Regions from separate parts of the Mus musculus genome. Here region 2 is linked to region 1. A link is a loop called in an ENCODE intact Hi-C map of the cell type or tissue named here. Cell type or tissue: gastrocnemius. All regions are shown on one strand.

Evidence for each region. A loop is a pair of places that touch in the nucleus more often than their neighbours do. Peaks named below come from ENCODE experiments on the same cell type or tissue, not always from the same donor. Only the 100,000 strongest peaks of a DNase experiment are listed, where the experiment ranks them.
Region 2: a loop joins it to region 1, with 2.5 times the contacts of the local background. A loop is called at or near these places in 5 of 42 quality-filtered maps.

What each region holds. Positions count from the first base shown.
Region 1 is chr14:103,199,534-103,207,533 of GRCm38, forward strand. Mycbp2 (MYC binding protein 2, E3 ubiquitin protein ligase) reads right to left here. Exons shown (of 85, transcript NM_207215.2): 38 at 7,103-7,245; 39 at 5,644-5,744; 40 at 4,789-5,007; 41 at 1,679-1,904; 42 at 541-659. Among named protein-coding and RNA genes, the nearest start is that of Fbxl3, 100 kb to the left of the region's middle. In gastrocnemius, no CTCF peak of the experiment used is centred here; a DNase peak (open chromatin) is centred at 4,236.
Region 2 is chr14:103,123,159-103,131,158 of GRCm38, forward strand. It overlaps Mycbp2 (MYC binding protein 2, E3 ubiquitin protein ligase), which reads right to left. Exons shown (of 85, transcript NM_207215.2): 75 at 6,773-6,892; 76 at 4,755-4,856; 77 at 3,906-4,034; 78 at 3,464-3,596; 79 at 1,241-1,344; 80 at 154-342. Among named protein-coding and RNA genes, the nearest start is that of Fbxl3, 28 kb to the left of the region's middle. In gastrocnemius, no CTCF peak of the experiment used is centred here; no DNase peak of the experiment used is centred here.

The DNA of each region.
Region 1 (8,000 bases):
TAAAAGTCACTATTTAAAACATGCTTGAATGTGAGGTATGAAAACATGTAATTCAAAGTTAGTCTCTGCAGTTGAAACTAGAAAGAAAGATGCCTCAGATGAAGCTGAGAGACAAAGATTTAATACTACACCCAACGATGTCACAAGTATGCGATGACCTTCACGGTCCAAATCATGCTCTATTCATTATTTAGGGAAATTACGATCTTGGGTTTATTTTAGTGTTTGATATAAAACATTTAAGAAAACCCAGAATAAGATAAATCACTTTGTGAATCTAGGTTCTGATATAAGTAAAGGTTAAACCACTTTAGCATGGAGCATGAGTTATGCTTCAAAATGCACTTCACTTAAATGGGAACATACTGTATAACCTCAATTATCCCCATGTCTGAGGAAAGAGCAGCAAAATGGTACCACACGTAATGAAACCACATGGCATTTTAATTATAAACCTTTAGCTTGCAAGGCATTTTAAATCAACAGACACTTTAAAAGAGCCAATTGTTCTTAACAGACTGGGAAAACAATTTTTCTTACCTCATCAGGTCCAGGGCTAAATTCATATCCAATTGCAAAACACTTGAACCCATAGAAGGAGGCTTTGTCATCTTTCACATAATCTGAAGCAGTTTCCAGTGAGAAAAGGGCTTCATTTCCTTTAAAAACAAAACAAAACAAAAATGTGTGTCTGTGAGCAAGTACCTGTCTCTGCTATTGAGGTCAAAGTCTAAATATTTCATTATTTTATTATATAAATAATTTGTCAAAACGGTTATTAAAATAGAAAGAAGGTGTTTTGAGGAAGAGCCCTTCATTTGCTTAAGCAAGCTGTTAGAAGCAATCCTATCAACAACAGAACCAACTCTAACGAATTGCTGCTAATTCTCATTATAATCAACTCTGTTCCCTTAATCCTACTTTACCTAAGTTTGGGCAATTTTAAAAATCATCTATCAATTATTGAGTACCTAAGTTAGTCTTCCCTTCTTTGAATTAAGTAATCTTCCACCCTGGTATCTGGATTTCTAGGATCCCTTAACAAATCAACCAATCCAACAAAAGTAGGTTAGAGTCAAAGGGAAAACTCTAAATTCATCAAGGCTAGATGATGTGAAAGATGACAAAGCTTCCCTCTATAGTTTTAAGTGTTTGAAACAGCAGTTACTGTTAACTGATTACAATTAGGATACTTCAGACAAGAGTTTAAAATTTACAGCTTTAAAGGAAAATATGAATATCAGAAATAAGTATTCATGTACATCCACCTTCACCACCACCCTTACCCACATGTTAAAATGAGGAGCTTGAATCCTATTTCTAAAAAACATGGCATCTACCGAGAAAATAGAAAATCAAGTCCACTTGCACACTTTTTAGGTAGTTTGGTCCCAACTATACAGAAGAGGCGTTATTAACCCTGATAGTCCCACCCTACCCCACCCCCACACAAAATCTTCACAACAGTCTCTCTTCACAAACTTAGATGGGACCATGCCCCTTTCCCAGCACATCTTATTTATCCTTAACTGTAACCAAGACCCATATGTTTTAAAATAGTTTTCTCTGAAGTTAAACACTTTCCATAATGAATTTTTTTACACACACACACACACACACACACACACACACACACACGTTTCCATTTCATCCCATAAATAGAGAAGTGAAAATTCACCTGGCAACACTAAAACCATAGTAGGCCATCCAGAGGATCCTGAATATTTCTTTAATTCTACCCATGAATTAAGGTTTTCATGAACAGATGTCAGTTTTGCTCCATATCCAGAGTTCTGAATGGTTCTGACAGGAATAAGCAAACGGATGACGTCTTCTGACTGTGCAGTACCACACTGAGGGTCAAATTCGATTGTCATCCACCTAACACATTCTGGGAATGTCACCTGTCGGTAGACAAGAGGATATCTGTTTATGTGTATGTATAGTTTTATTAAATGAAACAGAATAATGTTATACTACAAAAAATGAAGGACTAAAGGAGAAACAAACTGAAGGAAACAACAGATTGTCTTATTTAGTTTATCATTTGTCTTATCATCCATTTAATAATTAGAAAACAAAATTGTCTTAGTCAGGGTTTCTATTCCTACACAAAGCATCAAAACCAAGAAGCAAGTTGGGGAGGAAAGGGTTAATTCAGCTTAGACTCCCAAACTGTTGTTCATCACCAAGGAAGTCGGACTGGAACTCAAGCAGGTCAGGAAGCAGGAGCTGATGCAGAAGCCATGGAGGGATGTTCTTTACTGGCTTGCCTCCCCTGGCTTGCTCAGCCTGTTTTCTTATAGAACCAAGACTATCAGCCCAGAGATGGCACCACCCACAAGGGGCCTTTTCCTCCTTGATCACTAATTGAGAAAATGCGTTACAGTTGGATCTCATGGAGGCATTTCCTCAACTGAAGCTCCTTTCTCTGTGATAACTCCAGCTGTGTCAACTTGACACACAAAACCAGCCAGTACAAAAATCCAATTTAAAAATCAATTCATTAAATGATTCACACACACACTCACACACACACACACACATACAATTTAGTACAAAAATACAAAGAGACAGATATATAACTCACTGTAAAAGACACTATTATCCCAATGTACCTTAAAGCATTCAATGTGTTTGTGGGACAAGAACTAGAAGGTCCTCCGCCATCATCACAAAGCGGAAGCAGCAGACACAAGCTTCATATGTGCACATTCGTGGGAAAACGAAAATTAGAGGAGAGACTCTGAAGACTCAGCAAGGTCGGGTGAAAAGCAGGGACACTGGGCCAGTTTCCCCAACAATCAAAAGTTGGGGAAACCAAAAGACAAAGGTGCAGAGAGAAGAGTATGCTTACAGGGATTTAACATAAAAAAGGACTGAAGAAATAATGCCCAGAGGATTCATCTTATGTTAAATCAAATTCAAACAAACTTATCACATATGTATATTTGATAATATTAAGGAGTTACTCAGCTGTAAAACTACAGTTATTTTAAATGGTTCTTATAGTAAAGACATGCAAAAGAAAATATTGTTTTACAATAATATAAACCGGAAGGAATAAGTAGAAAACAAATGAAATAGGTTTATTAAGAGCTTAAGACTTTAATCAGGAGACCAGTAAGCTACTGTCTTGTCTACTCTTATGTATCTATTTCTATAACAGATTGAATATTTTACAGGTGTAAAAACATAATTAAATTGAAAAAATGTGGTTCATTTTCATCTACTTACTAAAAGGACTTGAATATGATAACCTTAATTTTTAAAATATTTTACTTTATTTTTCACAATATTCTGAGTAGGCTCCTTTAAGTTTCCAGAGTTCTGATTGTAGTAAAGTAATGCCAGTTTGAAAAGTATGACTTATAGGTAGGGAGAGAGATGAGTCTGAAAAGAGCTTGAAGCCTACACTGTAGTCTCTAGGACCAGTGCAAAAATAGATAAATAAAAGCTGGGCATGGTGGTACAAGCTTTAATCCCTGGCTTGGGGAGGTGAGACAACATGGTCTCCAGATCTTCATGGCCAGCCAAGCTAGTCTACTTACCAAGTTCTAGGTCAGTGAGAGACCCTGTTTCAAAATAATGAGGATACTGCTTAAGGAATAACACAAGGTTGTCCTTCTGCCCTCTGTCTGTGAACAAACATGCCCACAGGACCATATATAAAAATACTATTTACAATTTTTAAGAGTTATAATCACTATAATTATACAGCACAGAGTTTAGCATTATATACTGCAATACTGTTAGAAAGATATTTTCAAACAACTCTCAAAAAACAAAACAAAACAAAACAAAAAAAACAAAAAACCTACCAGTGTATAAAATCTTTAAGGTAGAAGGTCTGTCTTCCTAGATAGCCCAGAGACATAGGATAAAACCAAATACTACTGGGTTAAAAAAAAAAAAAAGTAACAATAAAATGATGGCTAATAACATTCTACTATACTCTCTTAGATCAGTGACATATTCAGCCATCATCAGAAAAGTGTCCTCTTGCTTCAGATGAGAACAGAGACTACAGCCCAGACATGAGAGGGAGGGTGAGACACACACACACACACACACACACACAGAGAGAGAGAGAGAGAGAGAGAGAGAGAGAGAGAGAGAGAGAGATCTTGGAATATACAGCTCTAATTGGGATGTTTCCAACAAATCCCTCCCATCAGGGTTAAGGACCCACATAGAAGAGGAGGCCATAAATGCCAGAAGGGATGGAGGACCCCCGGAGAGCAAAGCCATCTGACTCAACTCAGCTGGGCATGGCTCCTAGGAACCCACAGAGGCTGAAGCAGCAGTACGGAGCCAAAACAGGTCCTCTACATACATACTGTTGCGTTCAGTTTAGTTTGGTAGAGTGTGTAAACGAGTGGGTCTCTGATTCTTGTGCCTTCTCGTGGGGCTCTGCTCCTTCTGTTGGGTTGCCTCGTGATGGTTTTGTTTTATCTAATTATATTTTATTTTGACATGTTTGGTTGTTGTCTTTTAGAAGCCTGCTCTTTTCTAATGAGAGGCAGAAAGGGAGTGGACGGGGGTAGGTTAGGTGGGGAAGAACTAAGAGAAGAGGGAGGGGAAACTATTCAGGATATATCGTATTAGGAAAGACTATGTCTTCAGGTCTTCTTTAATCCAACAGTACCATACTGTCTCGATTGATGCCTTATATTTAACTACTACAAGAAGTAACATTTCTGAACATTCACAAAATCCACTTTCTGATATCATTAGAAAGCCTCAGATCCAGCTTTGACTTTGAGTCTTGCTAAGAACGGTGCCCACCTTGTAGTGCATCACACAGGCAGGCTTGTATGGGTGCTCACTCTCAATGACAGCATAGTGATTGGAAGTGGTACAAGCTGAGAGGCCTTGCTCGGGCTGGTTGCCTGTCGTACTATCAGTTGACTGATTGGGATTGAACGCAGGGGGTGCATACTTCTGATTCAAAATGGCAACTGAGGGAAGCAATTGCTGGACAAGGCCAAAAACTTCTACAGCAACCTAGTAGATATAAAAAATAAAGATGATTAAGTAAGTGTGAAATTCACTTTACTTAGGAACTACCCTAATTGTTGGTAACTCTTATAAGTACCAGTTTTCATATAGTTTCTATAAAGTACTTTTTTTTTAAATGTGTTTTTAGTGGGTAAAGAAATTTATTCTAAATATTATACCAAAAAAATCTATATTTTAAAACCCTTGCTTTTCTGTGATCTAGAAATAAATAGCTCTACTTTATTAAATTATGCCAAAGACTGTACAGTTTATGATGTTCTTCATGTCTTATCTCACTACTGTAAAATAATCTTTTTATTGATAATTTTATTAAAACTGGAGAGTTGGCATCAAGTTCAGAATTTTTTTTAAAAAAACCCATCTGATTACTTAATCTTTCTTTATGTCATATTTATAAAATAGATTTCCTATTCCTAAATTCTTCAAGTGTGAAGCAAATATGTACACTAAATCAATTAGCAATTCTGGGAACAATGAGACTTAGCTAACGACTTCTAGCACTTAGGATGCTTTCTCTGTTACCTATTACCCTAGTGCCTCAGTGATTAAAGGGAAGATGTAAGACCTGTGAAATGTTACCAGTGGTAAGAGATTCAAAGTTATAGAATTTTGATTACACACCTTGGGAATAGCAGCGGCTACTGGTCCTATGTAGGCTATAATAAGGGGAAGCAGCATGGAAAACAGACTGGAAGAGCTAAGCAGTTCTGGAATGTCATCAGCTAAAAAAAGCATTGAGACTGTAGTTAGAAGGTAGTTTGTTATACTGTATGCATGCTCTCCTAACCTCTACCCTGTTATCCTCAGAAAGCTGTGCTTGACATCAACTACACATTTATGAAGGACAGGCTCAATTTATTCTAAGGGATTTATTGTTATCTCAATCCTTACAATAGATACTTTCCACTTTTTAAAAGGAAAAGTCAAGTTACAAAGTGTTTGTATATCTTATAGTAAATTCATAACATGGTCTACATATATACCTGTAAAATGCTAGAGAAAGGAGTAGAAGCTAGGGCAATGGTTTTAAACACGGCTACATGAGTGACACGAAGCAAATTATTTAGAATATCAACAATATTTCTTCACTGAATGCTATTAGGATTAAATTAATCAACATATAATATAAAACGGTTAGAATAATATCTGTACATATAAACATTCCAAAAAGCATTTGTTGTTACAAAGCTATTGTGACTTCTTTTTTCCCATTAAAGCACTTTGCTGACAGCCATTTTAGTTATTTACCCATGATCATGATGCTTAAAAGATTGGCTGAGCCTATATATTTATACTGTAGGGCAATTATTCTTTCAAATATGGAGTTCTAAACCTATTGCATATGAACGAATGACATATATTAACAAAATACTTTTTCAGCCTAGCCTAAACCTTTGGGATGGAATAACATTTTAGATGAAAGGATAACCCTGAATATTTTATACTAGTGATTCTCCTTAGTGTAGAGAAGATGCCTAGAGACACAGGTGGATAACAGGAGAAAGGTAGCAATGCAATTACTTGGACATTTCCATTCAAGAAAATGCACGTGAGGCTGCACTAAGGCAGCTTAACCAGGCACTGGTAGAGCAGAGAAAGAAGAACATACTGACTGGACTTTGCAGAGAAGAAACAGTTCTAGAACTTGACTTAGACAAGTAGACCTGAGGAGACGGGCAGGTTATGCATCTGGTTATTCACCAGCCATTTGGATGAATAGTTAATAGATACAGGAAGCACAGTAAGAAAAAAATTTTCACAATAGCAAAAAAGTTTCACTAACAAGAAAATAAGCAAAAATGAATTTAATCAGATGAGATGTTTCTCTTATTGACCAAACTAAAAAATTTAAAGTATTCTGTAATTTTTTTTTTTTTTTTTTGGTTCACTTTAAAAAAATCTTCCTCAGAGTATGAAGGAAGTGAATGATCCAAAATCAATACTGGATAAATGGATGGATAAATAAATAAGGAACTAAATACTCAGGGATTCTAAAAGGTATCTCCCCTTCATTAACTATTCACAAAAGAACTACAGGCTCTAAAATCTAACTCTAAAGAAAGGAAAAGGATCGTCTTACCATCCACAGCAAGAGCTCTGTGCAACAGGTCCTTCGCAGCTCGAACAACAGTGCTTACCACAGAGAGTGCTCTGCTACAGTTTTTATCTTCTTCATTAGCTTTACTTAGAAGTTGGGATTGTAAATCTCCATCAAATTCACTCCTGGGGCATGAATAAAATGAAAACAGTTTTCACTGAGAAATTCAGGCATCATATTCCGATCAGAAATCCTCAATAAACTTAAAGTGAAAAACAATTACAGTTAAGACAGTATATGTGGCATCAAATCTGAAGATGTAAGGGATGCAAAGCAATCTTCAGATCAGATGCCACTATGCAGTCATACATACTGGAATACAACATGAAGGTGATATATCATAGCACCTGCCAGAGTTTTTAATGAATGTATGGAAAGGTGCATGAAATAATAAAAAGACAGCATATGTGTAATTATGTTAGTTTTGGATAAAGGCTTTGAACAAAAACCAAAGCAGACTATAAAGTAAAGGGTGCTATTTTCTGTTAGATTAAGTTGTTCTTTGTTGAACTAATACTTAAGAAATACCCGAGTTGTGTTTAAAAACAAACTACAAACTCATGGAAAATGTGAGAGAATATTATCTGGACAGTGGGAGCCAGGTGCAGAGTTCATGGGACAGGATTAGACAGTAAACAGGGTCTGATCATATGGACTTTCAAGGCCAGAGTAGCAAACTCCTATTTAATCGCAAAGCATCAAGAGAGAACTGAGGAGGGAGGGGTATGCCCTCATTCCTGTCGGAGAACGCTGACTGTTCTGTGGAGAACGGAATGTAAAGGGCAGCAGAGAAAGAAGAGACCCTGCGATAGAGATGATGATCATTTTAAATTAGAGAGACTGGGAATCAGCAGTTCAATTATAGGAATGATAGGAGAAG
Region 2 (8,000 bases), 76 kb before region 1:
AGCGAACTTGTCCTCAGCAGACACTAACGAGTACATAGGAACAGGACATGTCCCCTTGGCCATCTAAAGAAAGCTCCAATCATCTTTTTACTTGAGAAATGTGATTATATCTCCTCCTGTTAAAATCTAGGCACATTTAAAAGCCGAGGCAACCTGAATGGCCGGTGCTGCAGAGAGCGCTTCGGTGAAGCAGATCATGCACATGTCGTCGGCATCTTGTTTCAGTGTGGTGGCGCTCTTATCACAGCCGTGCAGGCAGGGCAGGCAGTGCTCTTCGTTTCTAACACCTCCACACGGATGTCCGCAGGGATGTGTCTTACTGCAGGCGATCTTAGCATATTCCTATTGAAGATGAATTGCAGCAGTCTTAGAGTGATTAAAAAGGTTTGTAACCTCAGGGTTAGACCAACTATATTAATTTCTCTAAACAACTTTTTCTAAACAGAAAATACCTATTAGTATAAAACAACAATAATTACTCCTATGCTTTGATAACTAACAGTGTTTTTCTTTAATGTAATTAAAGAATTTCATCCAACATAAAAGAACAGCATTGATAAAAAGTGAACTACGACTTTACTTGATTTGGCATCAGACATAGGCACAAACATAACGTTCTGATATAAATGTCTCCTAATACCAGCCCTCTGTCCCAAACCAGGGGCCAAATCCCAAACAAACAAATCCCCACCTATGTCTTGTCATCGGAGTGCCAACCACATGCCACAATATTTAAGTTCAGGATTCAAAACCTTTCAGACACTAGAAGTTTACTTTAGGCAAACAAATGAACAAAGGCAACGGAATTCTGGGCAGATGTATATTTTATATTATGCTTGCATGTACATGTGCCTGCTTTCTGTCTTTCTGTCTGTGTACTGTACGTGTGTGTGTGTGTGTGTGTGTGTGTGTGTGTGCGCGCGTGTTTGTGTTTACTCATGTGAGGCCTGTACTGTGAATCAAGCCCAGGTCCTCTGCAAGAGTAGCGAGTGCTGTTAGGCCCTGAGCCATCTCTTCAGCCCCAAGTTGTCAGATACCTTAGCTGTTTCCAGAGCAAAATTGAGTACTAATGGTGGTACTTAATGAATGAACAAGCAGCACAAAATGTCACCTTTGGGTTGTGACGAAGGAAAACTGTACTGAGGCAAAATGACAACCCCTACTAAAGAAAACAAAAGCCTTGTGAGAATATGTATACTCTTCCTTCCTGGGATGGCCTAACCTCTGAGTAGATCCCTACCTGGCAGTCTGCATCAGAACAAACACTGCCAACAGCAGACAGCTCCGTTCCACTCCTGGACCCACAGAAGCGGCATGCTTCCGAGCTACTCGTGGTGGGTTTGCCTACGTTCAAGAAGAAGAAAAAAGTCTTGTAGAAAGTCATGCTTTTAATACAGTAATTTTGGAATAGCAAGCTAGATTTCTTTCAGTTATTAAAAGCTTTAAGCTGCCCTAATTAGTAATCACCAAAGGGATAAAAAAATAAAGATAACTCTAAAACCAAATAAACTTGGCTGGTTTATAGCATTTTAGCAAAAGAAAGAGACTATATATCTAGTCCAGAGAACAGAATGAGCAAATCTGGCAAACCCTTACCCAAAATGCACAACACTAGATAAGTATTATAATTTAAAAAATAAAGAACATATAATAAAGAGAAGTTTTTGAATACTTTTTTTTTTGTTTGTTTGTTTTTTGTTTTTCGAGACAGGGTTTCTCTGTATAGCCCTGGCTGTCCTGGAACTCACTTTGTAGACCAGGCTGACCTCAAACTCAGAAATCCGCCTGCCTCTGCCTCCCGAGTGCTGGGATTAAAGGTGTGCGCCACCACACCCAGCTGTTTTTGAATATTTTTATGTAACAAAATTACATGACAGTACAAAATCTGACTAGATTATAAAACCTGAATAATAGGAAAATTTACCCAAGGAACTCTGCAATTTCAAAAAAAATTAAATACATTGAAATATTGAAAGAAGCATCAGAATTCTTTAAAACAAAGATTAAAGACCTTGCTCATTTTCAAATGTAGGTACACAAATTCGAGTAACTATCACTGGTTCCAGAAATGACTGTAGAACACTCTTTGGAAAAAGCAAAGGAGTGTTTCTATAAAAGGAAAGGTCAATATTACATTTATTAATGTAGACTATTGACAAATTACAGGAGAAAAAAATTGGGTTTGAGAAAAGGCATATGTTGTAGCATGAGTCATCTTTATATAGTTAAGTAATTCAGATTTATGCTCAAGACCAATGAGAAATAATTGTGTCAGTATGACAAATGGCAGATAGCAGCTTTGCTAAAAATGATGAAGAATTTTCATGTTTTACACATTAAGCTTGTAATATGTAAGGTTTCATTTTATAAAAAACTAGAATGAAAACTGTCTGAGGTTCAAGTGTATTAGACATAACAAGAAGTATGTTTTTAAGGCACTGGCTGCTCACCTTTATTATTACAATTAGTAAAACAGAACTATTTATTAAGCCCCGAGAAGTACTAACTGTAGAAGAGACTCTGAAGTATCAGGAAATCATAGGACCTTGCAGTTAAGACACAGTGTAGACATGGTATATCTACCAGCTCACTTACACAGATGTAAGTAGTCTAAGATTTTACAGAGGCTAATGGACTACTCAGTCACTGTGTGGTCTGAATATGAATGGACCTCATAGGCTCATATATTGCTTGGTCGCCAGGAAGTGGAATAGTTTAAAAGGATTAGAATGATTAGGAGGCGTGGCCTTGTAGGCGGACGTGTATAACTGGGGGTTGGCTCTGAAATTCCAGAAGCCCAAGCCACGCCCAGTCTGCCTGCCTGGATGTTCAAGAACCCGGATGTAAAGCTCACAACTGCATTGTACCAACATGCTTCCCATCATGATGATAATGGACTAACCTCTTACACTGTAAGCAACCCCCCAATTAAATGTCTTCTTTTATATCTCTTCACAGCAGTACAAAAAAGTAATGGGAAATGGGGTTTGCTAGCTTGTAGTCTGATGCCCTTTCTAATCTAGATGACTGACTGTGTCTACCAAGCATGTGGTCAGCATCTGTACTACTCAAGATTATTCCTGATAGGTAAGCTGGTGTCTCAGTTAGGGTTTACTGCTAACACGACAGGAAGTTTACAGACACCATGACCAAGGCAACTCTTATAAGGACAACATGTAACTGGGGCTGGCTTACAGGTTCCAAGGTTCAGTCCATTATCATCAAGGTGGGGACATAGCAGCATCCAGGCAGGCACAGGAGAAGGTAAGAATTCTACATCTTCATCTGAGTGCTACCTTCCAGGCAGCTAAGACAAGAGTACTAAAGCCCACACCAACAAGGCCACACCTCCCAACAGTGCCACTCCCTGAGCCGAGCACATACAGACCATCGTAGCCAGTATCTGACTTATCCTACTTTGCAGACATGCTTCATCCTCCCTCTTAACTTTTAATTCTTTTACCTGTGTGTTCTCGGAATTCCACCATTGCCTTCATTGTTTTAGAATCTGCTAATGCCATCAACCAGAACAGTTTTGTTCTACCACAGCCTTCATGGAGGTCGACCTTTATAGCCTCTTCTTCTTCTTTGAAGACCTGTTGTTCCATTATAGAAGAGGGATAAATGTGTTTAGTTCTGGGCAGAAGCAAATGTCATCTTTCAGCAACTGTGGCTTTCTTTATAAAGCAGTGTAAGACGTTCCAGACACACACAGCATTCTCTCCTGTGTTCACAACAGCTCCATGTGTGCAGTTCAAGTGCTAACCAAGTCTTGGAAAATCTAAGTACTTGCTCGGTTTGCAGTTAGTGCGACCACTGAGAGTCAAGTAAGGTCATTCCAGAGCCCATTTCCCCTGGTTCCCTCCCACGTTATTTCAGAGTTCTGGCTATGAAGACAAGCTCACCTGTCTTTGGTGAGTCTTCGTTCGTCGATGCAGATGAAGGAATCTGTCACAGTCAGTACACAGATTGCCACAGATGTTGCATAAGATGATAGCTGCAGTTTCACCGTCATCATGGTTGTCACACATAGGCTGGAAGCAGATGTTTTCACATGCCACATTAGACTCACAAGAAAGCCTCGACGAATTCAACCTAACTAGTATATTTATGATACTGAAAGCCTTTATTCTAAAATCTGCAAGGCTTTTAGATTTGAATGTAAAACAGAATTACTGTAGGTATATACTACACTATCAAAATCTCTAAGAATTACTCAATAAGATTAATGTGTATACAGAGTCAATGGTTAAAGGGAGAAAATGATTTTATTTAGAGACTTAATATTCCCGAGTTATTCCAAATCTCATGAATAATAAATGAGCGCAATTCACCATAAATAAATAAATAAATAAATAAATAATAAAAAAATAAAGGTAATCAGAAATGCTGAGAGCGCTCCATTGTGCCCTGTGAGCCTCCTCTGACTACACTTGGAGAGGGTATGCCATGCCATTCCTCTTGCTGGTTTCCTGCTTCTTTTTTTTTTCTTTTTTTTTATTCCTAAGGATAATCACATTTTAGCAAAAATCAGTCAGGCTAGAAATTTTGCTGCTATAAGCATGAACCAGAGAAGGATAAAGTTCTCATATAATCAAATAAAAGCCTATAGGTTTTCTAAAGCATGAAGCAGGTTTCTGAGCAAACTGGACAGACTGGATGTACGTTTCCAAGAGTGTGATATACTGTCTTCCCCACAAACTATCAGCAACTGTGAAGAAAGGCAGGTTCTCACAGCACACTCCCAACCTCACCATTTGCTTCTGTTGCCCGTCCTTTCCCATCCATCTCCCCGAGGAGAGGCGGTCCACATGGTCCTGATCAAGAACACACAGCGATGCCAGGGCAAGCCAGAGCTGTAGAGGAGGAAGGAGCACAGCTATGAGATGCTTGAAATCTGATATCGATGACTGCCAAGTAAGTGCTCGCTCCATCAGGACATGCACAGATATTTAGTAGCACTTGCATTTCCTTGCCTATGTGCCAAGCACCAGGAGCTACTCCAAGAATGACTATTTCTGTATCTACCTGACATAAAGTCAACCTCTTTATGTTATGTTTATGTTAATGATGTAAGCAATTCACTTATAGGAATAATATTTACCGTGCATGACTACTGTATATTTTCCCAGCTAGTATAGAGTCTGAAGTTCTATACTCCTAATGAGCTGATAAGTAGCTAGTTTGCAGTTCTATAAGTAGTTGGGTACATATTGGGTTACTGTACATAATAACAGTTTCTCAGGAGTCTCTGTTGTCTCAAGAGCCCTACTTTGTATACTTTGCCATAAATACATGTCTAATAATTTTCAGGAAATTCTAGAAAATCTATGGTGATGAGACAGCTGGCTATACAAGTGTAAGAGTCTGAGTCCAGGTAGCTAGAATTCGTGTCAATCTGAGCATGAGAGAGTGCATGTCTGTAATCACAGTGCTCCTGAGCAAGATGAGGGGCAGAGACTAGGGAAGCCCAGGCCTGGAGGCCAGCTAGCCTGCTGACGGCAGCTGTAAACAATGAAGGGACTGTCTCGAACAAGATGGAGAGTGAGGATCAACACCCGAGGCTTTCCTCTGACCTTTACACATGTGCCAAGGGCACACAAGCATCTGTACAAACACACACATATCATCACAGATATACGCACACCAAGACACGTGGCTATGAAACACATTTCTGAGGGATATAAAGAGTGAACTGCAGTTTTACACAGAATGACATGTTCATTCATTAATAAAACACTGAAAAAAATCTATGCAAGTGAAAAGGGAATGTGGAATGAAAGAATTCTTGAGTGGTAGGAAGGGGTAACAGCAGAACATACTTGTTTTAAGTGTCCTGCCCATAAGCATGGTAGCATAAACGGGGTTTCTCTGCTCTAATAAAATATAACGTACTTCTTTTACAGACTTCAGAGAATTAATCTATATGAGTTCCAGTAGTGTGTACTGTTCCTAATGATGTCATACTTCCCTCTTCAGTAATAGCTTAAATCACCTTTTGAGTTATACGGCTCATAAACCTGGTATCTTAAAAATTAGATGTCTCATTTAAAGAATGCAACCTTATTTCCTCAAAAGTTCAACCCTACCTATAATTAGGATGTATTGTTTTTAAAACATTTCTTAGACTTATTTATACTATTTTATGTGCATGAGCATTTTGCCTGTACACACACACACACACACACACACACACACACACACACACACACTCACCACTTGCATGCATGGTGAGTTCAGAAGTAGGTGTTAAGTCCCCTAGAGCTGGAGTTACAGTAGCTGTGCCCACTAAGTGACTATGGGAACTGAGCCCAAGCTCTGTGAGAGGAACAAATATTCTCAACTGCTGGCCAGTTTTCTAGGCCCGAGTATTCTCCTTTAAAAGCCAAGCATACAAATCTCACAGTTGAGCTAGGGTTTTCATTAGGAAGAACTGTGAAGAGCTGTCTTGTCTTTGAAGGATCACCAGTCTCTCACAGCAGAATGCAACTACTACTCAACTTACTAAGGTAAGCTATGGTAAATAGGTCAGTAGAAAGATAATAACCACAGTGTAATTTAGACTTTTTTAACCAGTATATCCTCAGCTTCCTAAATAATAACAAAAGTTGATACTACACACCCAACAGTGAACAGTAATTACTATCACATTTAATTCATAAGTCATTTTTTGATGATGTTAATTAAAAATGTGACTAAGTTGACTTACTGATCACACATAATAATAAACACAAATTTTAAACACAAATTTAAAACAACAACAAAATCTTACTCTAGTTGTTGCAATACATCTCACTGGAGACCTAAATTCTTCTTCCATTTTGGTCAAGGCAATGATGGTTTCTGCAATAGCATTTTTTGTCACTCGGGACCAAGCTTCTGACAGGTGACCCTATTAAGCAGGAAAGAATATCTTCTTAAGTATCCAGAATTGTGTCATTATAACAAACCCTTTTCTCTGAAAATCTCCGCTCAAAAGAGAATCTTTATTGATAGCAAGACCATGTGCTTTTAGAGGAGGACACAAACTAAAAATCCTTTATAATCTTACGAAATATTTCAGTTGCTAGTCTCTACTTTGATGATTGTAAAGCAAATAAAAATTTATGGCCTCAACACTGTTTTCCCATAGTCCTCCAGGACATTTTCCTTTATACTTGGACACAAATAAAAGGTACAAATAAGGTTCCCATGCTTGGGAGCCTTGACATTGTAATTCATTGCCCTAGATGCTCTCTCTGGAGCCTAAGAGCACACACAGGCTCACCCCGTAATTCTGGGTGCAGTCCCCAGTAAAAATATTTTTAAAATTATATTCATTTTTATTTTACATGTACGTTTGGTTGAATGTATGCATGTGTGTATGTGGTGTGTGTGGCAGATGGGTGCTGGATCCCCTGGAGCTGGGATGACAGCTGTGAGCTATCATGTGGGCACTATACCCTGAACCTTAATCCTTACGAGCAGCCAGTGCTCGACTGTGGAGCTATCCTTCCAACCGCAGCTACACAGATACTCATTGAGTACCAATCCTTCATTACAGAATCCAGCTCTTCAAAACATGCTTCTCAGGGATTTCATGCAGTGGACTTCCTAGAGAATGCCTATTTGCTATGAAGTCTAGGAAAATATCCACAGCTAAGAAAAAAATGAGAACTTCAACTTTTCCCCAGAATCTCTCATTCCACATGCGGTCAATCTGATAATGGGCAACTGGTGTGTCCTCCTTTAAAATGTTCCCTCTGCCCTCTCCTCAGGCTGTCTCCTAAAGACACAATGCAATGGGAGCAAAGTGACCTTGTGGGCCCGGACACTCAGTGGAGTAACTCCCTGCCCTATACACCCCAGATTTCCCCCAAAGGTAATACCTTAAGATCGTGGTACAGGACATAACTGAAGAATTTAAAGCCCTAAAACCTCAGAACGGCAGATGATGAGAAACTTCTACCTCTAGGAATTTTTTTTTTTGTCCTTTTTGGGGGCAGGGGGCAAGTTTCAAC